Linked DNA regions of Homo sapiens: region 1 is linked to region 2. A link is a loop called in an ENCODE intact Hi-C map of the cell type or tissue named here. Cell type or tissue: natural killer cell. All regions are shown on one strand. Each heading gives the region's core, and the rest is flanking DNA. Links, peaks and the distances in the headings are about the cores only. Region 1 overlaps RAC2 (Rac family small GTPase 2). Region 2 holds the start of IL2RB-AS1 (IL2RB and C1QTNF6 antisense RNA 1).

What was found. Peaks named below come from ENCODE experiments on the same cell type or tissue, not always from the same donor. Only the 100,000 strongest peaks of a DNase experiment are listed, where the experiment ranks them.
Region 1: a loop joins it to region 2, with 5 times the contacts of the local background. A loop is called at or near these places in 6 of 110 quality-filtered maps.

The regions. Positions count from the first base shown.
Region 1 is chr22:37,225,493-37,236,557 of GRCh38, reverse strand. It overlaps RAC2 (Rac family small GTPase 2), which reads left to right. Exons shown (of 7, transcript NM_002872.5): 3 at 3,640-3,757; 4 at 4,564-4,626; 5 at 5,168-5,327; 6 at 9,755-9,887; 7 at 10,519-11,065. The coding sequence ends at 9,885. Among named protein-coding and RNA genes, the nearest start is that of RAC2, 13 kb to the left of the region's middle. RefSeq lists enhancers at 1,806-2,305, 2,306-2,807, 5,295-5,434, 5,965-6,024. In natural killer cell, for the core only: no CTCF peak of the experiment used is centred there; DNase peaks (open chromatin) are centred at 4,967, 5,757, 6,357, 7,087 and 5 weaker places; H3K4me3 peaks cover 420 bases; H3K27ac peaks cover 6,265 bases.
Region 2 is chr22:37,158,364-37,169,411 of GRCh38, reverse strand. IL2RB-AS1 (IL2RB and C1QTNF6 antisense RNA 1) reads right to left here and starts at 2,653. Exons shown (of 2, transcript NR_199008.1): 1 at 2,448-2,653. It also overlaps a transcript of IL2RB not described here. RefSeq lists enhancers at 1,059-1,118, 2,433-2,482. In natural killer cell, for the core only: a CTCF peak has its summit at 6,819; DNase peaks (open chromatin) are centred at 5,051, 5,331, 6,541, 6,791 and 2 weaker places; H3K4me3 peaks cover 334 bases; H3K27ac peaks cover 7,680 bases.

The DNA.
Region 1 (11,065 bases), core at 3,066-11,065, 67 kb before region 2:
CCATGAAATAGCAGCGATGCTTACCATGTGGGCCTTTCTGAATTGGGTAACAGGATCTAGCCTTGCTCTGCCACCCACTGGCTGGGAGATCTTGGGCAAGTCCCTTCCTCTCTGTAAGCCTCAATTTCTTCATCCGGAAAATGGGGTGAGGGTTGCCCATGGTGGTCTGTGCATAAGGTTCCTCTCTGGTCCTGGCTGCCTGTGGGTCTCTTAAGTAAGGGGGACCCTCAGGGGTGTCACACCATTGACACATTCCTGCACCTGTCCCTCTGGTCCTCTGGGGAGGGGCCCTGTGGCAGGGGCATTTGGGGACATGGAAAATGAGACTGCTTAGCTTCTCAGCATCTCCCAGTGGGGTGGCTTGAACATCCTCTGTTTTTTTGGATTCTCCTAATGGCTCCAAGAAATAGGTATTTTCCCCTCCACATTAAAGAGATTGAGGCTCAGAGAAGTTAGGTCACTCACCCAGGGTCACACAGCCAGGATGTCCTGGCTTCCCAAGGAACTCTGTGTTCCCGCCCAACAAGAAAGGTCCTTGACCTCTTCAGGCCTCAGTTTCCTCATCTGTCTAATGGGGGTAACTTAAGATCCTTTTGTCTTGGATCACATGAGACTTCAAGACCTAACATACAAAGACCCTCAGCCCCCTGCCTGGCCTCAGAGAAGGTGGCTGTTGCTTCTCAAGGTCCCAGCTCTTTCCCCATCACCGTGGCCCTGAGATTCCAGGGATGACCCAGAGGAGACAGGTGAATCTTGTGGGGCTTCTTGGCACTAGCACTGTGGCTGGACATTAGAGGAGAGAGTGTCCAAGCATTTCCCAAAAGTGTGTTTCTGGTCAAAACTGGAAAAACAACACAGGTGTGGCTTTTCCCATCATGCCTCACTGTGTCTCCCTGGACAGCGCCTTCTTCCTGAAATCCCACAGCAGTGTAGGTGGTACCCAGAGTAGGTGCACGCCAGCACCTGCTGTGCACCAGACCGCGGGCTGGCCCCAGGGTGCAGCGGCAAACAAATGAGGCTTAGTGCCTGCCACCTGGGATGCTGAGTTCCCCAAGGAGTGCTGGTTTAGGTGGGGTGGTAGCCCCGACATGGCTGGAAGTCAGGAAAGGCTTCTTGGAGGAGGTGACATTGAGCAGGGGCTGGAGGGATGAGTAAAAGTCAGCCAGCCTGGCAGTGGGGAGGAAGAGAAGGGAGAGAGGAAGGAGAGTGGGAAGTCAGGGGCCACTGTTTGCAGGCACTTTCCAGACAGGCGGGAACAGGGCCGTTTGAGGAACTGAGAGGTAACCAGGAATTCTGTCCAGGGCTGGACAGGCAAAGTGTATTAAAAAGGCTGGGCTGCCCACTTTTTGGGGGTGTGGGGGACTCCTCTCAGGAGAGGTGTCTTTTGTGTTACTCTGAAGTGTTAGCGCTTCTGCAGCCTAACATTGAGTAGCGTTCTCTGAGGACTTCCTGGAGGAGGTGGTTTAATTCCCTTCCACCTGCATTCACTGGGTGACAGGCCTGAGACTGTGGAGAATAAGCAGGCATCGGCCTGGCCCACACAGAACCCACAGCCCTTGAAGGGGTGGAGACTCACCAAGTGCCTGCTCGTGGTCCAGGCAAAGTAGTCACCTGAGAGAGGGAACCATGGGCTCTTTACAGGTAGAGGACGACGAAGCTCCGCCAGAGAGGAGGACTTGTCTGGGCAGGGTTTTGAAGCATGAATAGAAGTTGGGAGTGAAATGGGGCTGGAAGCGTATTCCAGAGGGAGATACAGACAGGATCAAAGGCTTGGAGGGCTGGGCAGCCTGGAGGGTGTGGGGGCCAGAGACCAGGTTGGTGAGAACATATGGACAGCTAAGGTGGGAAGGACATTCTGGGCAGGGGCTTTGTGTGGACCAGCACAGGGAGGTGGGCAGTGTGAGCCTTTCCCGGGAAACGGCTTGGCTGGTGTGCGAGGGGAGGAGTAGGAGGAGAAGTCAGAGGAGCCGGAGGTCTCAGTGGACCAGGTCAGGGCCTGTGTGGGGGACCACAGCGGGAAAAGTGACAGTGATTCCCTAACCCTCAGGGGCAGGCGGTGAGGGCATTCCCGGAGGCACAGCTGTGGCCTGGGGCAGTGAGCACTGGTCGTGGTCACTGGTTTCTGGTTTCTTACCTAGTTGGGTCACTCACTGGCTGTGTGGCCTTGGGCAAGTCACTGCATCTCTCTGAGCCAAGTTTTCCCTTCCACAGCGTGGGTAGCCAGCACCTTCCTCGCGGGGATGTGTGTAGCAAGAACTGGCTTGCAAAACCTCCCCTATTCCGAGCTTGGAGCCCTGGGATGGCCCTCCCAGCATTCGTTGGGCTTCCCCGTCTCTGATATTTGTCAGGCCCCTCACCCCGTGTCTGGCCTTCCGCCAGCTGTGGGGGCAGGATCAGGCATGTACTCCTTGGTGGCCCCAGCGCTGGCTCTGCACCCGATGCATAGTAGGTGCCTAGCAAGTGCATCTGGAGGCTCGTTCGATGGCCCTGCAGGGCTCTCTGGGTCTGGCGGGAGACATTGGGAGTCAAGGTCAGTGCCTCACACCATCTCCTCGGCAGCATGTGTCTTTCTACCGTTTGCCGTGGCCCTTCCCATGGCCAGTGACTAACAGCTTTCACGCACACTCTGGGGTGGGCTGAAAGGCCCCGGAAGCAGCCCTCTTTCCCTGGAAGATGGGAGATGAATGACAGCACCCTAGCTTCCTGCCTTCTCTGGGGACGCCCTGAGCACGGTCCGTTCTGTCTCCCAGGTGGCCCCAGCAGGACTGAGAGCAGCAGCAGTCCACAGCCATGACAACTCAACCACCTGCCCTGTGTCAGCTGCTGTCCCCTCCTTTATTCCTCCCCACTCCCCTTCTGCAGCATCCTGGAGTCACTTCCCGAATAAACCCCTCACATCACCTCCTTGTCTCAGGGTTTGCTTCTGGGGGGACCCAGCCTGAGACGGGATGAACATTCATTCGACAAAATATTGCGGCTGGGCGCAGTGGCTCACGCCTGTAATCCTAGCACTTTGAGAGGCCGAGGCGGGCGGATCACTTAAGTTCAGGGGTTCGAGACCAGCCTGGTCAACATGGTGAAACCCTGTTTCTACTAAAAATACAAAAATTAGCTGGGCGTGGTGGTGCATGCCTGTAATCCCAGCTACTTGGGAGGCCGAGGCAGGAGAATCACTTGAACCCAGGGGGCAGAGTTTGCAGTGGGCCGAGATGGTGCCACTGCACTCCAGCCTGGGCGACAGAGCGTGATTCCATTTCAAAAAACAAACAAACAAACAAAAAACAACAAAAAGCAAACATTGAGTGGCAGCATAGGGAGAGAGGTAAGTTTATTCTCATCAAGACTGGGAGGAAAAGTTACACAGCCTCAATTACCTTTCCAAAGGACAGGTACGGGTAGGAAAAGGATTAAGAGACAATCTTTTTTTCTTCTTGTTAACTTGTATTACATTTTTAAAAAATATAATGAATCAGTAATGAAACAAATAAAGAAACCCAATTGCAAATGCTGTGTGACTTTGGGCCAGTCGCAGACTGTCTCTAGGTCTCAGCCTCCGAGGAATGACATGGAGCTGGACCACAATTCCCAGGTTCTGGGGTTTGAGATTGACCTTACCTCCGCCTTGCCTGCTCCCCACAGGTTTGACAACTATTCAGCCAATGTGATGGTGGACAGCAAGCCAGTGAACCTGGGGCTGTGGGACACTGCTGGGCAGGAGGACTACGACCGTCTCCGGCCGCTCTCCTATCCACAGACGGTGTGCTGCTCCCACCTGCCTTGCAGTCCTGACCTTTGCTGTCTCTGTTCCCTCTGCTTGGGATGCCCTTCCAGCCAGCTCAGCCTGGGAAACCCTACCTCTCCCCTTAAGGCCCAGCTCAGGGAGTCTGCCTGCCTTGCATGTCCCAGGCAGAGAAGGGCTTCCTCTTGCACTCCCTCAGCCCTGCATTGGTTCCCGGTCCTCAATGTGCCCATCTTCCCACCCCATTGCCTCCTGGGCTCTGGCACCCCCTGTTTCCAGTGGTGGGGCAGGTGGATTCTGCACAGGGCCCCAGGAGGCAGCCCAGCATGGTGAGCCCTGGGAGTGCTGGGGGAGGGGAGAGGTGGAGGATGCCTGCAGGTGGCTGCTGGGTCCTCGCCCTTCCTCCAGGGTATGCAGGGAGGCGGCTAAGGCCGGTAATCAGATGGTGGATAGTATATGGATTGGAGTATGGACTCTAGAATCCCAGATCCTCCCCTCACCAGAGTGCACGTTGGCAAACTCTTTAACCTCTGGAAGCCTCACTTTCCCTGTCTGAGGAATGGGGCTACCAGCAGTGCTTGCTGCAGAGTGACATGTGAGGATAACCACTTCGCAGAGGCCCTGGCCTTTAGTGAGCGTCCTAACAAACAGCAGCCTCGTGGTAGAGGCGAGAAGGGTATCTCTGCTCTGCCCAGATCCTAAGTCCCCAGCATTCCCTGGGGTGTTCCACCCTCAGGGAGCCCCAAGCTCCACCTCTCGGTGGCTGCCATGGTGGGACACCTCTGGGCCCTCCTCACTAGCAACCTCGCTTGCTCTGTCCCCAGGACGTCTTCCTCATCTGCTTCTCCCTCGTCAGCCCAGCCTCTTATGAGAACGTCCGCGCCAAGGTGAGCTGGACAGGGTGGGCCTTGGGGGCTCTGGGGCAGGTAACCCTGAGGGACAGAGGGAGGAACTGGTGACTCTAGGCTGGTCCCTGGGGCAGCAGAGGTCGCATACAGAGAGGGTCCCCAGTGCCAACCAGGGCTGGCAGAGGGACTTGAGGGGGTAAGATTCAGAGGACCTGGGGTGGGGGGTGCTGCGATAGTTAGCTATACCCCCACTTTCCATGGCTGCATTCTCCTCCTCCCCACACAACCTCATGTCCGCCTCCGATTGTCACATAACCTCATGTTTGCTTCTTATGTCTGCACAAAACCTCGCCTCCTCCTTTCCTACAATCATGCGCCCCCTCCTTCCTGCACAACGTCGTGGCCTCCCCTCCCTGTGCCACCTCACGTCTCTCTCTCCTCACCGTCGTGCCCACCTCTGATCTTCTGGCAACTTGCTGCCTCTCCTCTCCCTACACCCTCACACTCCCTCTGATCCCCGCACAGCCTCGCGCCCCCTCTTGACCCATACAACCTTGTGTCCCCCCACCCACCTGCCCAGTGGTTCCCAGAAGTGCGGCACCACTGCCCCAGCACACCCATCATCCTGGTGGGCACCAAGCTGGACCTGCGGGACGACAAGGACACCATCGAGAAACTGAAGGAGAAGAAGCTGGCTCCCATCACCTACCCGCAGGGCCTGGCACTGGCCAAGGAGATTGGTATGGGCCTCGGGCTCAGAGGGGCGATCTGGCTGCAGGGGAGGCCCTGACTTGGCCTCGTGGTGTGATTGTAAACACGGGCTGCAGGGCCAGGCTGTGCAGTTTGAACTCAGCTGTGCTGTGCACTTGCTGTGTGACCTTGGGCGAGTCACGTAGCCTCTCTCTGCCTGTGTTTCCTTATCAGAAAAGCATGGGATAGTGATAGCTCCTGCCTCCTGGGGTGGTTGGGGGAATTCAGTAACTTATTCCAGGTGGAGCTGCCAGGGCAGCACCTGTGTGTGAGAAGCACTCTGTGTTAGTAGTAGTCGTCCTAGTAGTATGAGTAGTATCTATTAATAGATACTGAAAATAAGGAGGTGTGCTTTGAGCAGACAGAAGCAGAGATTGAGTGGGGGTGCTGTGGTTGCTTGGAGGACAAGTGGCAAGTCAAACTTGGGTGTTCTGGGAAGGCTTCCTGGAGGAGGTGGCGCTGCATTAGATCTAAAGGGTGACACATTTCCTTCCACCACCTTCTCTCCTCCCTTTCCCCACTCCCTTTGGTTTCTCAGCTCGACCCCTCTTTGCCTCCAAATCACTGGGCTGGAGAAATATAGTAACTTCTCAAGGTCACCCAGCTAGTAGGTGGCCCAGCCAGATTTGAAGGAAGGACAGCAAATTATTGGCTCACTGCTGGGGGGTGCTTCTTTGTAGTGGCTCAGGGCTGCCTGCATCAGGGAGGCGATGACCATGGGTCTGGCTTCATGCATGGTACCCAGGCCTGCTGGCTGTTCCTGTCCCTGTCCCTGGTAGGTCCCAATGTGTCTGTAGCTCAGGGATCCTTGCCCAAAAGCCCAAAACCACCAGCTGGGTTTGGTCATATGAGCTGTGCCCTCTGCCTCACCACAGGACTCTGCAGGCCCAGGGTTTGGCCCCCAAATTGAATCCACTAGACCTCCTCCCGCCCCACCGCCCCAGCCCCGCCCCACCTCCCCCTGCCGGAACTGGGAGGGCCCTGGGGACTCACATCTCTTCACAGGAAGAGAAACCGCAGCCACCACCTCCCTCCTTCTGTGACTAGCGTGGTGACACAGCCATCTTCCCCGGGGGCCTCAGACTATGGCTCACACCCTGGCTCCCTTCCCCTGTCCTAGGGCCACAGCTCCCCAGCCTGCAAGTCTTTCCTTTTAAATATCAAGGATTCATCCCTGCCTTCTCTTTCTGACCAACCAGCACCCCTCCAACCCCTGCCCCTGGACTCCTTCTATTCAGGGTGCAGCTCTCCAGCCTGTGGCCTGGCTGTCACTGACCTCTCCCTTGTAAAGCACATGCTTTGGGATCATGTGGAGGGTGCTGGAGGCCTGGATTCTGGTCCTGGCTCTGATACTGATTGGCTGTGTGACCTTGGGTTAGTGGCTGCCCCTCTCTGGGCCTCAGTCTCCCTCTCCACATAAGCTGACCTGGACAATCCCCAAAGGCCCTCTCTCCTCCATAAGGTGGTGACTCAGAGTTCTTGCCTTGGCCTCTAGCCAGTCTTTCCTGGCTGACCCTGCATGGAGCTGGGGCAGGGGCAGTGATTTTAACTGTGCCTCAGACCAGCTTAGGCCTAGGGGGAGTCCTGGGGGGACTGGCAGGGATAGTGAGGGAAGCAGCAACTGCCTCTGCCCACCTGGACTCCCCAGCCCTGGGATGACAAGTTTTGGGGGCAGCCCTGAGCCCAGCTGATAATCACAGCTGATGTGGACTGAGCACTTCCTGGGAGCCACTTCATTCTCACAGCAGCTATGACGAAGAGCTCTTGTCACCTTCACTTTACAGAGAGGAAACAGGCTCGGGGGGACATGTTGCTGGCTTAAGGCCACCCAGCCAGGATTCTGACAGGGGTGGACTGGCTCCCTAAGCCACAAAGCTGAGGGCCATCTGTCCTCCCTGCACCTCCACTGCCCCCACCGCCCCCTCACCCTCCTTGCCCTCTCTGTAGCTCCCCTGCCCCCTGCCTCAGCTTGATGAGCCATCGCATGGCAATGAGTCCTAGACAGATGGGAGACTGAGGCCCGGAGAGGGGGAACTGACTAAAGTCCTAGAGCAGTGAGAGGCCGAGCCAAAGTGAGCCCTGGCCCCCCAGCTCAGGACCCTTGTCCTGGGTGAGTGGGTGGCTGGGTGCCAGGGAAAAGGCAGTTGGTGGATGTGGGGGAAGTGGACGCAGATGTGGTCCCTTATAAGGAGACAGTGGCCAAGTGCCCAGTGACACCTCCTCAACACAGGGGGCTGTGGTGACCAGACTCCGGGCTGAGCTCAGGGCACCCTGCTCTTGCCAGCCAAGCCCCATGACAACCACTGCCCATGATCCCTGGTGGGCGTATATGCCTCCAGGTAGAGGGGAGACGCCCAGCATGTGACTCAGAGCGAGTGACATCCTCTCTGAGCCTCAGGCTCCTCGTCCCTGCCCCACCCTTCCTTTCTCCCCAGCACCTGGCCTCAGTGGGCTCCCCTGTTCCAGGGGCTGCCCCTCCTGCCATCCCGACTTCTCCCCCCAGCTCTGTGCCTTCGGGCCTTGGCTTCCCCACTCTGGGCCTGTTTCCTGGTCTGTGAAATGGGAACTCACCCCGGTGTTGTTGGAAGCACCCAGCTCAGTGCCTGGCACAGGGTAGGTGGTGACCAGCGTCCATCCCCTTCCATCCTGCCACAGAGAAGCAAGCGGGCTTTGGCGGAGGGCCCAGAGTTCCCCTCCCCTCCCTTCTCCTTCCTCTTGGTTCTGACATCGGCCCCCAGGCCTGCATAGCATCTCGGCAGAAGGGGTTTTGTGGTTTTTCACTTCAGGGAAACTGTGCAGCTTGAAATGGACATGGGAAGTCACACGGACTCTTTGCAGAATGTCATGGAACGCCGTCCCTGGGGGTGGGAACTAGGCCTGCCTTTCTCCTCATCTGTGCCCCGGGCTCTAGCCCTGAGGGGTCTTCATGTGGGAGAAGGCTGGGCCTCCCATGGCAGGACAGAGGAGCTCTCCAATGCCACTCCTCCCAGAAGGCCCCCAGCTGGGCCCAGGTTGAGGGAATACATCCAGCGTGTGAGTTTGGATGAGTCGCATACTCTCCAGGAGCCTCAGTTTCCTTGTCTGTAAGACAGGGACGGTGCTAAGGAAGGGGCTGATGATGTTGGGAAGTTCCTGGGGAGGGGGCCCTGAGGGCTTCAGGCCTCCTGGGGATTATTTGCAACCCTGGGAGAATCCTGGAGGGATGGGCAAGACAATTTTCTAGAAGGTGAGGCTCCCAGAGATTTGGTCACTGATGCTTGAGCCCTTTCCTTCACAGAAAAGCATCAAAATTCCCGCCCTCCTTCCACGGACTAAGGGCTATGTGTCCAAGAAAGACACAGACCTGCCCTGGAGGCCTTAGTCTCTCACTGAGTTCACGCTCGCTATTACAGACATGAGGAAACTGAGGCACGGTGACGTTAAACTCCTTGCTCCTGGTGACACAGCCTCCAGGTGACCCCACTGGGACTGGATGGCGGCCCCCAGAGCCTGGTGTTCAGTTGTATGGCTTGGGAGGGGGTGTACGGCATGGAGGGGTGTATGGCGTGGGAGGGGGTGTATGGGGTGGGAGGGGTTGTATGGCATAGGAGGGGTGTATGGCGTGGGAGGGGTGTATGGTGTGGGAGGCGTGGGAGGGGTATATGGCGTGGGAGGCATGGGAAGGGGTGTATGGCGTGGGAGGGGGTGTATGGCGTGGGAGGGGTGTATGGCATGGGAGGCGTGGGAGGGATGTATGGCGTGGGAGGGGGTGTATGGCGTGGGAGGGCTTGTATGGCATGGGAGGCATGGGAGGAGTGTATGGTGTGGGAGGGGTGTATGGCGTGGGAGGGGTGTATGGCGTGGGAGGGTGTATGGCGTGGGAGGGGTATATGGCGTGGGAGGGGTGTATGGCGTGGGAGGGGTGTATGGCGTGGGAGGCGTGGGAGGGGTGTATGGCATGGGAGGGTGTATGGCGTGGGAGGGGTGTATGGCGTGGGAGGAGTGTATGGCGTGGGAGGGGTGTATGGCGTGGGAGGGAGGGTGTATGGCGTGGGAGGGGTGTATGGCGTGGGAGGGTGTATGGCGTGGGAGGGGTATATGGCGTGGGAGGGGTGTATGGCGTGGGAGGGGTGTATGGCGTGGGAGGCGTGGGAGGGGTGTATGGCATGGGAGGGTGTATGGCGTGGGAGGGGTGTATGGCGTGGGAGGAGTGTATGGCGTGGGAGGGGTGTATGGCGTGGGAGGGAGGGTGTATGGCGTGGGAGGGGTGTATGGCGTGGGAGGGGTGTATGGCACGGGAGGGTGTATGGCGTGGGAGGGGTGTATGGCGTGGGAGGGGTGTATGGCGTGGAAGGGGTTGTATGGCATAGGAGACATGTTGGCCCAGAACCCCCCCCGCCACTTAGGCCTTGGCTCTCCTGTCCATCTCCCCAACCAGACTCGGTGAAATACCTGGAGTGCTCAGCTCTCACCCAGAGAGGCCTGAAAACCGTGTTCGACGAGGCCATCCGGGCCGTGCTGTGCCCTCAGCCCACGCGGCAGCAGAAGCGCGCCTGCAGCCTCCTCTAGGGGTAAGAGTCCCCCACTCTAGTGCCCAACTCCCATACACAGCAGGCCCTGGCTGAGCAGTGGCCTTTGGTTCACTGTGAGTGGCATTTAGGCCAGGACAGAAAGAAGGTGGGTATGGAGGTTGCCTCAGTTTCCGCAGCCTACTTGTCATCTGCCTGGGCCAGTCTCACTCTCTGGAGCTCATCTTCCAGAGGCAAGGCCCAAGGTATGAATGAATGCCTGGTAACCCCCCACCCCCGGGCCAGGGAGTGGGTGTCACGGAGCCCCACTCTGCCCATTCCTGCAGGAGGTGATGGAAAAGATGCCTTGGTCCCTGGCCCTAGGAGAGCCCAGTCGAGCCAGGGAGATCCTGCACCCACATATGTGGGTGGAGGTGGGAGAGCCTGAGCTATGATCCCCAGGGGGCAGATGGTGGGGTCAGTGAGTTGGAGGCAGCCCACAAGGCCTCCTGGAGGTGTGGGACCAGAAGGACAGAGAGGACTGGTGAGGTGGGGAGAGCAGCATTGGCAGTCCTGGTGGGAGTCAAACCTTGAGCAAAGACCTGGAGGTGGGAATGAGCTGTGAGCCAGGAAGGCGAGAGCTGTGGATTCTGCATGTCCCCAAATTCTCTTTCCCTGCTTATCTTCCTTCCAGGTTGCACCCCAGCGCTCCCACCTAGATGGGTCTGATCCTCCAGGATCCCCACCCAAAGCCTGATGGCACCCCGGCTGGCCATGCTGTCCCCTCCCTGTGGCGTTTCTTAGCAGATGGCTGCAGAGCTTCGTTGATGGTCTTTTCTGTACTGGAGGCCTCCTGAGGCCAGGAACGTGCAAATTTGCAGGTGCTGCATCCCAAGCCCCTCATGCTCCTGCCTTCCTGAGGGCCAGAGGGGAGCCCCAGGACCCATTAAGCCACCCCCGTGTTCCTGCCGTCAGTGCCAACTGCCGCATGTGGAAGCATCTACCCGTTCACTCCAGTCCCACCCCACGCCTGACTCCCCTCTGGAAACTGCAGGCCAGATGGTTGCTGCCACAACTTGTGTACCTTCAGGGATGGGGCTCTTACTCCCTCCTGAGGCCAGCTGCTCTAATATCGATGGTCCTGCTTGCCAGAGAGTTCCTCTACCCAGCAAAAATGAGTGTCTCAGAAGTGTGCTCCTCTGGCCTCAGTTCTCCTCTTTTGGAACAACATAAAACAAATT
Region 2 (11,048 bases), core at 3,049-11,048:
TGTGTAAGCAAGAACCCTCTGTAAACAGAATCCCTCTGTAAACAGAACCCCTGTGTAAGCAAGAACCCCTCTGTAAACAAGAACCCCTCTGTAAACGTGTAAACAAGAACCCCTCTGTAAACAGAATCCATCTGTAAGCAAGAACCCCTCTGTAAACAGAACCCCTCTGTAAGCAAGAACCCCTCTGAAAACAGGAACCCCTCTGTAAACAGAACCCCTCTGTAAGTAAGAACCCCTCTCTGTAAGCAAGAACCCCTCTGTAAACAGAATCCATCTGTAAGCAAGAACCCCTCTGAAAACAAGAATCCTTCTGTAAACAGAACCCCTCTGTAAGCAAGAACCCCTCTGAAAACAAGAACCCTTCTGTAAACAGAACTCCTCTGTAAACAAGAACCCCTCTGTAAACAGCATCCCTCTGTAAACAAGGACCCCTCTGTAAGCGAGAACCCCTCTGTAAGCAATAACCCCTCTGTAAACAGCATCCCTCTGTAAACAGAACCCCTCTGTAAGCAAGAACCCCTCTGTAAGCAGAACCCCTATATAAGCAGTGCCCCTCTGGCACTGGGCGTGGAGGGAAGGAGATGGAGCTGGGGAAATATTAGGCTCTGGTGATAATTGTTGTTCCCCAACTGCCTTCAGCCACCTAGTCTGTGCCTTGGCTCTTGCAGCTCCCTCTGTCTTGGGCCCTTTCTCTCGACCCATTCCGGCCTATGGAACACTCATCCCCATCCTCCCAGAGAAGAGGAAGAACCCAGCCTTCCTCAGGTGCCTCCTGCATGCCAGGAACTGTGGGTGATGGCTTCTCTGTGTGCACAATCTCATGCCATCCCCATGAACCTAAGAGGTGGGGAGTAGTCGCATGTTTCAGATGCAGAAACAGGCTCAGAGAGGTAAAGGAACTTATCCAAGATCACACAGCTAGGAAGTGGCCAAGGTGGGATGGGGACCCAGCCCTCACTGCCTTTGCACAATGACCCACTGCCCACAGCACCGATGCCACATCCTCTGGAGCCTCCCCTATGGCTCCAGCCAAGCCACGTTCTATTTTTGGGTTTGTGTTTTTGTGTTTTGTCATTTGCAGGCGTTTCAAACTGGGCACGCTCTATGCCTCTCATACTCATTATGACCACATTTTCTAAAGACAAAACTGCACAGACAGCCTGAAAAAGTATTTTTTCTGTCTTGTTACTTTCTTTAATAACGTCTTAGCCAGTTTAGAATCAAATCACATGTATTTACTCTTCTCACGTGATACCAGGACTGTTCTGAAAGTTCAGGCCAAGGGTCACCACATTGACACGATTTCCTTAGTTATAATCATTTGCATACTTGTCCTACCTCCATACCAAGAGAAGGTACTCTGAGTTAGAGTTCAAATCCCACACATCCTTGTCATTCCCACAGTGCCCAGCATGCTGCTGCCAGCAGGTGCTCAGTAAATCCTTACTGAACTCATGCAAAGGGGACAGACGCCACCTCAGCCCAACACCAAGATTGTCCTCCCTCCCTCCCGCACCCCTTCCCTTCCTCCCTTGCTTCCCATCTTTCAATAAATGCAGTTTGAATGCATTTGTCACACAAAGCTTTAGGCTCAGAGAAGCTGTGGGACTCCATGCACTTCACCTGTGGCCTTGAGGCACCGCAGTCCAGCCAGGAAGACAGACACCAGGCAAATCCTCCCACCTATGCCCAGTCAATTAGGAATATGAGCACCTGATCCAGTGATGGGCAGGGCAGCATCCACTTTAGATGCACGGGGTGCTGGGAAAGCTGCCCTGAGAAAGTGACCGCAGGCTGAGGCCTGGGGCAGAGAGAACGTGGGCAGGGGCTCGAGGCAGGGAAGAGCTTGGAGACTTCCAGGAACTGCCAGACAGCCAGGGGCAGTGGGGCAAGGGAGAGAAGAAGCCAGAGAGGCCGCAGGCCTGGGCTTTCCATGGCGAGGAGGCCTGGATACTGCATAAGTGCAGCAGGAAATGTTGGGTGGGGTCGGATTTTCACTTTACAAGGGCAGTCGCTGGGGCAGAGGGCATGGGACTCAGGGAGGGACTCAGGAGGCAGAGAGATGGTGGGACGAGACTGAGGGTGCCGGCTGGGGCTGGGGGTAGAGGACTGTGAGCGCTTGGCACTTGGAGGCAGTCAGAGCTGGTCTGGGCAGGGGTGCTGTCACCCAGGGCCGAGGAAAGGGATACAGGAGGGGCAGAGGGTGGGTCGGAGGCTGTCCTGGGAACCCTAAACGTGGGGGCCAGGAGAAGGAGGTGCTCCCGTTTCTGATCTGTACCAATTAAGGGGAAGGTGAGAAATTGCTTGGGTGGAGTGTCCTTCTCTGAGTCTGGGGGTTAGGTGGGATGAGGGGACCTCGGAGGCTGGAGGCCAGAGTTCACACTCCTGCCCTGCTGTGTGACCTAAGGCTGAGAGCTGCCTCTCTCTGGGCCCAGATGCATCATTACCTATTCAGCAAGCAGCTGGGCCTGAGAGCCTCCGAGATCCCTTGCAGGTCTGCTGGTCTCGGCTGCCTTTCCTTGGTCTGCCCTCATGCTGTCTTCCCAGAAGCCAGGGGCCCAGTTTGCTTCCCCTGCTTGTCCTGTGGGCACTTGCGACTCCCGGGGAGGCAGCAGACACGGTCCAGCGTGGTCACGCTCCTGGCCGCGACTTCACCTCCCTCCTGCAGCACAAGTCTCGAGGAGGCTGGGGAGGTGCGCGCACTGCCCTCTGGTGGCAACTTCTGGGCCCACCTGTCATTGTGCCCTGCTGTTTTCTAACTCAATTATTCTTGAAGGGATGATTGAGCGCCTTTTGCATGCAAAGTCCCGAGGTAGGCATGAAGTAGTTGGGCAGTCCAGATGGGGGAGAAGGTGTCGTGGATGTGGAGCCCAGGGTGTCACTCTACGCGCTCCCGATCCCTCCCAAGGCCTAGGCGTCCTCCCTCCACCGCGGGAACGGAGCAGGGGTGGCACAGAACTCTGGTGGCTGCAATGAGGGTTCAACGGTTGAATGCGTGGAGTGCATCTTAGCTTCACTTCTGGCCCAGGAAGCGCAGGCTCCGTGTACAACACACGCAGCGGTGCAGTGCCTTCAAAGGGGGCGTGTGGCTGTGTGTGTGGATGTGCCAGTTTTGGGCTTCCTCTCGGCAGGAGGTGGGGGGGCGGGGAGGCTCTGGCGCTGAGTGCCCCCTTTCCATTGCGGTCCTTTGGTGCAGTTGAGGGTCCCCCCAGTAGCAGGGGCATTTCCAAGGAGCCAGGACTTCAAGGGCCTAAGGCTGGAGGGGCCCTGTCCAGTGCAACAGAGAGACCTTGAGCATGGGCGGTGAGGTCACCTCTCCTGGCCCAGCTATCAGCTGAGCTGGATGTGCATGGCTCAGGTTTGCACAAAGGAGGCCCACCTGTTCACAGGAGTTCTGGAAAGAACACACCTGTGGCAAAGACACACACACGTGCACACCAGACAGGCCATGATCTCGCTCCCCTGGCGAGGAATGACTTCCTTGCCGTAGGGAGAATTCAGGGGAGTCTGGCCCTCTTGAGGAGATGCTGTAGAGGGGAGTTGTGGACGGTTGGATTCAGGATGTTTTCAGCTCCAAGTGTCTGCTTTAGGCCGGTCTGCACCTGTGTCCTCCCCGCCTCTGTCCTTCTGGCACTTGCCCTGGGTAGGCCTGGCTCAAAGCCCTCTTCTCCCCTCCTCCCCCAACCCCACAAACAATAATAAAATTAAATTAAATTAAATTAAATTAAATTTTTAAAAAAAGCCCTCTTCTCCATGAAGCCTGCCCTGAAGAGGCAGCTGCCCAGGAGCATCTGCACATCTCATACAAACTTTAGCTGTGATTATATTGCATTCGTTCCCATGCCTATTTCCTGTCCCTGCAGCTAAACTCTGGGCTCCTTGAGGGCTGGGTGGAGTCTTGGGCATCTTTTGTGGCTGCTATAACTCCCAGCCCTGAGCCAGGATAATACAGACGCTTGACAAACGCTCCATGCTGACTGGCAGGTGTTCCTACCTTCCATGCCTGGGAAAATCATGATTCAGACTCTCCCTGGAGAGGCCACGGTCAGAGAAACATTAGGAAGGACAGAGTGGGTTCTGGAAGGCCAGAGGCACACGGCCAGAGCAGGCACAGATGCGGCCAGCCATAGCTCAAATTCTCATGGCTCTCTTCTTCCAAAGGTGGCGGCAGCCTGGTAGTTAGGAGCATGTGCTTAGGAGCCAGATGGCCCAGGCCCACATCCCATCTCTGACACTTATCACCTACCTGTGTGCGGCCCTGGGCGAGTTATTTAACCTCCCCGTGCCTCAGTTTTTTCATCTGCAAAATAGGATAAGAGTCCTAGTCTGCAAGTGCTGTTGTCAGGATTCACTGAGGTAACATGCGGCCTCTCAAACTTCTGTGCACACTCGAGTTGCTTGGGGACGTGGTGAAAATACAGATTCTGGCTCGGGAGGGCTGGGCTGGGGCCTGAGCATCTGCATTTCTGACCAGCTCTCAGGGAATGCTGATGCTCTTGAACCTGAAACTGCCTTCAGCATAGTCGGGAATCAACATGTGTACTTAGAATAGGGCCTGGTGCGTAGTAAGGGCTAGAGGAGTTACCTAGTACCTCCCTGGGAAGGCTATGCTTCTAGAACTTTCTGCTCTGTAGCATTCTGCCCTCTGCATTCCTGGTGGCCCTCTGCTCTCTGGAGCCTCGGTGATGCTGGAGCCTCTGGTGTCTCTGAGGTGGGCTGTTCAGAGCCTCCTTGGTGGTCTGCATTCTGGGCCTGAGAAGGGACAGACAGGAGGTGATTTCAAGCGAGAGAGAAACAGGAAGAAGGCCCAGTGGGGAGAGGTGGCTTGCCCGGCCCACTCACCTGAATGTCCAGGCTTGGTGTGAGCTTCACAACTTAAACCACACATCTTGCAGCTTCCACCATCCCCCCTGCCCACCACCCCCACCACCCGGCCCCTCACCCCTCACTCCTGCCACACTGCTTCATGCAGGAACGGCACAGATGACTTCAGCCAGAGTGTCAGCAGCACCTCTGGGCTCAAACCACAGGCCTGAAGCCGCTGACCACATCCTCCCGATCAAAGCACCCCCGTGCCCCCTCCTCACTCTGCTCCCCTCCTCTGACCCCTTGTGCACTGGCCAGGTCTCTTCTGGGCCCTGACGCCTGGCTTAGGGAGGAGTGAGGCTGGGGTTCTCGGGTACTTTTGGAGAGGTGGAGGAGGTTGGGGGTGAAGTAGTGGGGCTGAGGGGCAGGGAGCGCAGAGGGAGAACCCTGTGTTGACAGGCTACATGGCTGACTGTTGCTTTCCGCTCTGCTCTGCAGGCCGCCTCTCCTCACGCACCCTCACGTGTGATACAGGTGATGGCCTCTGGGCTGTTTCCAGAGGTCCCATGTGCAACCCACAGAAATGGTGTGGGAACAGCAAAGCACCTTCGTGCATGAGCAGCAGCCATGGCACTCTCGGCCTGTGCTGCTGGCTGCCACCTGAGCTCCACTTTGGGGCCGTTTCTCACAGAGCAGCTCCACGCACTGAGGAATGAGCTGGTCTCAGTTTCCTCCAGCCTGGCCCAGTAAGAGGGTGACAAGCCTGGGGCCCTTCGTCCCCTGCTGCTTTCAGGTTTGCTCATGAGTTCCCGGAGGCCCATGAAATCAAGGTCACAGGCTCAAGCCCATGTGGGTGGTGGAGACGAGCATCCCTCTGCTCCACTCAGGTAGCAGCCCCGACCCTTCCTGGCTTTCCCCCGAATGGGGGGCCTCAGGGCGGGGGTATAAGGCATCCTCATGCCAGGAGCCCCTCCCAAGGGCTGAGAAGAGTCCCTCCTCCCTTGAGGGAGGCAAGGTGCCCAGTTTGGATTCCTCCAATCAGAGGATGACTTTCCTGGAAGAGCTTCTGGGATCATCCAACCCAAGCCAGTCCTTGCGGGGCATCTTTGGTTCCTGCTTGCTCAGTAGGCATCAGGCCTCCTGCTTCTAGAAGCGGCCCCCCCATTTCTCTTTGGGGTATCTACCTTCCTGCATTTGGTGAAGTCTTGGTTGAACTCTCAATCAAAGTACCCCACCCTTTCCAGCTGGAGGATGGGCATTTGACGTGATCTTAGCCAATGAGACTCTTTGAATTCTAATGAATGAAGCCAGCAAACAGCTGGAGGTTGGTGCCTCAAAGGGGTCTCTGCAGCTGGACCACACTCAGCTGCAGGTGCGGCTGGTCTGGAGTCTGCCCGTCCCTGAGGTCTGGGTCTTCAGCTCCCTCCAGAACCTGAGAACCACTCCAGATCCTCTAACTAGTTCTGTTTGGCTCAGGTTAGCTACAGCCTGTTCCTGCGGTCTGTAGCTCCAGAGCAGTGATGACTGCAGGGAGCGACCCTAGTGAGTTGGAGGCACTGCTGGGGCTCAAACTTAGGTCTCCAAACCCTCAGTCCAGTGCTCATGCCCCTGGGGAGAAGCCTCTGGCCTGGGGACAGGGGTGGGACTGAAATGAAGTGGAACCGAAGGGAAGAAATGAGTGTTCTCATCTCATGGTCTGGTGCTGGGGTGTGGGTGTTGGTGGTTTGGCTGCTGGGCAGAGTGTGAGGAGGTGTATAGAACTAGGCAGGCAGGGGTAGGATGCGGTCAATCAGACAGGTAGCCTTTGGCCCTCACAATCCCCTGCCTCTTCCCCAGTACCCCTGGCATGTGGTAGGATCTCTGATCTGGGGTAGAGGGGTGGGGTGGGGGTCAGGGATTTGGTAAACAGAGCCTGTGCCTGACCTGATTCAGACTAACCAGAATGGGTTTGTGACTCCGTGTGGTAGAGGCTTCACAGTGGGACTGTCTCTAACTCACTTTGAAAGTGAAACCAGCCACTCACCAAACATGGGGGCCCCTGCTGGTTCTGAAAGCTCTGGCAGCCTCTTTATTCACCAGTCACCCGAAGTATAAACCAGTTAGCAAGACAGCTTCAAGGTCAGCCAGCCAACTGGTGTGTGCGTGGGCCTCACCAGGCCTTCCAAGTGCGCATTTAGGTAGCCTTCCAGCAAGTCGGTGGGCTGTGAGCTCAGGGTCAGCTCTCCCCCATGTTTGGGTCACCTACCCCACCAGTACATTAGGCAGAGGAGGTTTTTATCAAAGACCTCCCGTACTGTCCTTGAGCATCCAATGCTCACACTGGCACCAGGGCCTGTGGTACAACACTGGTCCTACTCCAAGGCCCCGCAGACAGAAAACCGTGGGGGCGGGCACTCTTCCCCTCGCTGCCCTCTCACTCGATCGCCATCACCCAACGTGGTCAGTCATTGCTGTAATTAAAGACTATTTCAAATCTGAGATCTGTACTAAATATATGCATGCCCCTGTACTTGGCTAAGGCACCTGTGTCAGCCAGGAACTTCAGTTGCAAAAACTCTACTGGCTACTGTCATTAGAAAAGGAATCATTCAGGATATTCTGAAGCTCAGGAATCTCTGGCAGGACCCGCAAATCAGGCTTGGAGAAGCTTGGAGAAGCTTGGAGAGGCTTGGAGAATTGCTGCATCCTGGACACGATGTTCCGACACCACCCTCGCCAGCCTCCAGGTCTTGGAGTTGAGGCTTCTGATTGGGGAAGCCTAATCACACGCACACACTTCAGGACTGAGGTCTGGAGCTGAGGCTTCTGATTGGGTGAGCCTGGTCACATGATCATATTCCCAGCCTGTGGTCTGGAACCCAGGCTTCTGACTGGGGGAACCTGGTCACATGCCCTCCCAGTCAGCAGTCTGGAGCTGGCTTCTGATTGGGGGAGCCTGGTCACATGCTCACTTTCCCAGCCTGTGGTCTGGAACTGAGGCTTCTGATTGGGGGAACCTGGTCACATGCTCTCCCCGCCTGAGGTCTGGAGCTGAGGCTTCTGATTGAAGGAACCTGGTCACATGCTCACTTTCCCAGCCTGAGGTCTGGAATGGAGGCTTCTGATTGGGCAGCCTGGTCACATGCCTATGTCCCAGCTGCAAGGGAGGCTGGAAAAGCAGTTTCAGCTTACTGGTTAGGGTAGGAGACTCCTAAAAAAGGAGATAACTCCAACACAAGAAAGATTTGCAAAGATGCAGCGCACCCAGATGTAAACTAAATATCCAGGACAGCACCTGAGAAGAAACAGGGCTGGCAGAGGGTCCCTTTGTCAATGCCACCCTCAGCTGCACTCCTCCCTCTGAAAGTGGCGCTTCCTCACATATGGGCCGGCTGTGGTGGTGGAGTTTTGTTGCATGTTTAAGTTAGAATTAATGGCGAGTATTTTAAATGGGAGGTTTTCACGTTTTTTTGTTTTGGTTTCTTTGAGATGGAGTCTTGCCTGTGGCCCAGGCTGGAGTGCAGTGGCACGATCTTGGCTCACTGCAACCTCCACCTCCCGGGGTTCAAGCAGTTCTCCTGCCTCAGCCTCCCAAGTAGCTGGGACTAAAGGCATGTGCCACCATGCCCAGCTAATTTTGTATTTTTAGTAGAGATGGGGTTTCACCACGTTGGTCAGGCTGGTCTCAAACTGGTGACCTCAGGTGATCCACCTGCCTTGGCCTCCCAAAATGCTGGGATTACAGGTGTGAGCCACCGCATCCAGTCTTTTGTTTGTTTTTTTGAGACTGAGTCTCGCTCTGTCACCCAGTCTCGCTCTGTCACCACGATCTCACTGCAACCTCTGCTTCCCAGGCTCAAGCGATCCTCCCACCTTAGCCTCCCGAATAGCTGGGAATTACAGGCATGCACCACCATGCCCGGCTAAATTTTTTTTTTTTTTTTTTTGGCATAGACAGGGTTTCGGCATGTTGGCCAGGCTGGTCTCGAATTCCTGAGCTCAAGCAATCCACCCGCCTTGGCCTTTCACGTTTTTAAAAATACCAATTTTAGCTTCTTTTGCAAATTGAGTTTCCTGGTAGTATGGTGCAGACATCTCCATCTGCCATTTCTCCTGTAGCTGGAGTCTCCAATGTGCCATGGTCCCCACCTGTCCACCTGATGTAAATTCACTTCCTACCTGGCCCCCATGGGCATCTCAGTTCCCTGCCCAAACCCTCCCAGAAGGAGAGACTAGGCTTCCTTAGTGATCATGCTGCGTGGTACTGGTTCTGTTAGCCCCCACCTTCTCCTGTACCCACTGGGCCTGCCTGGAGAAAGAGCGAGGCCCCGCTGAATCTCATACACTCCAGTGATGCTCCCTTAGCCACGGATAAGCTGCCATCCCGCTGCTCCCCACAGGGAGCTGCCGTCACTGCATCAGCCAATCAGTGTCCTGGCCAGTCAGACACTGGGTTGTGTTGTGTTCTTAATCAGTAAGGGTGTGCCTGGTTACCTCTGGCCATGGATGTGAAGAGTCTTTGATGTTGGGAGGTCAACAGTAGGATATATTTTAGCTAACTGTTGATTGTCCAAAAATGCTATTTACTCAAGGAGGTCTTTACAATGCAGTGGCCCTCGCAATGTGCCCACAAACCTGTATACGCAGAAATGATATCAAGAGAATCATGTTTTAAACTTGGCTGGGAACAAGGCTGGGCACTATGTGAGCACACAGGTGGAGAAGGCTTTGGGCTGCAGATGCAGGGACCATGGGAATAACAACGGGTGGCCCCCACGCCAGCACCCCTGAGTGCCAACCAAAGTGGGGGGTCCTTCTCCATGAATCCTTGTCACTGGTCAGGCACTTTTGGGGGCTTTGCCCTAGTCCAGAACTTCCCTTCTGCAGGCTCAGTTCAGCCCCTTCGTTCTGGGGAGGGCTTCCTCTGCATCCTCACTGTGGCGTGTTTCAGGATCTGCCAAAATGCACCTGCCTCTGTCCCCTCGGCCTCACCTTGTTTAGATTCTTGAAGTGGTAATGGAACACAAATGCTAGGACTCCAAGAGGCAGAGACCAAGAGGCAGAGGTTTTACAGTTTCTCTCTATATATGTTGTAGGGCCAGGTGATACCCAGATCTAGCCTGCCTTGCTCCTTCCCCCTTCCTGAAATGGGCATCTTTCCCGCTCGGAGGAGTTCAGGGTCCCCTGTTCTCAGCGAGCCCAGGGTGGCCGCTTCTGGTGCCAGGCCTGACGGAGGGCATCGTCACTCTTGAGTGAGAGCATGTTTCTGACCCCATTTTTTGCTTTTCCCCAAGCAGACTTTGCAGGCAACGGTGACAGCCAGGCATAACCTTCTTAGAGGGACATTTTAATTTTTTCCGATTCTTTAATAAAAACACTAAGAAAAAAAAAAGCAAGCAAGTGTTACTTCTTGATAGAGAGGAACTTCTCACAGACACTTTTCAAACATCACACGTCCTTTTTCCTCACAGCAACACCTAGATTGTCTTCTGAGAAAGATCGCAGATTTTGGTGAAACCTGCCCAAGAATAAGAAAAAGCAAAGAGAATGTTTTCACTCTACCTGTTTCCCACAGGAAAAGCGGAAACCGTTGTGGGTACTGGCTTTCTTGACTGTCCCCATCACAGGACACTGGCCTGGCTGTGAGGAGACCTGGGTTAGGAGTCCGCCTTTTTGCCAACCAGCGTTGTGGCTGTGGACAAAATGCTTTCCTCCCTGGGTGCTCTCAGCATAGTGAAGACGGCGGAGGATGGGTGGTTCCACGGGCCTGGTGACTCAGGGACAGTTTCAGGTAGGAAACTGGCTGGAGGACTTGGCTGCTAGCAGTGTCCAGGGATTCCTGCCTGAGTGGCTCAGTGCAGGTAGATGCTAGTTCACAGACATGCTCCCACGCACCTTCACAGACGTATGCCACACTCATGCCTTCGAACACAGGGCTTACCGCCTTTATGTTTACCTGAGCAGTGGTGCACCCACGTGTATTCTGAACTTCGTTTTTTGTCTCTTCTCCGTACATCCTGGAGATTGCTCCATATCAGGACCCAGAGAGCCTCCCCTTCCTATTTTTTTTAGACGGAGTCTTGCTCAGTCACCCAGGCTCGAGTGCGGTTGCGCAATCTTGGCTCACTGCAACCTCTGCCTCCCGGGTTCAAGTGATTCTTCTGCCTCAGCCTCCTGAATAGCTGGGACTACGGGGTGCCCACCACCACGCCCGGCTAATTTTTTTTTAATTTTTATTTTTGGTAGAGACGTGGTTTTGCCAT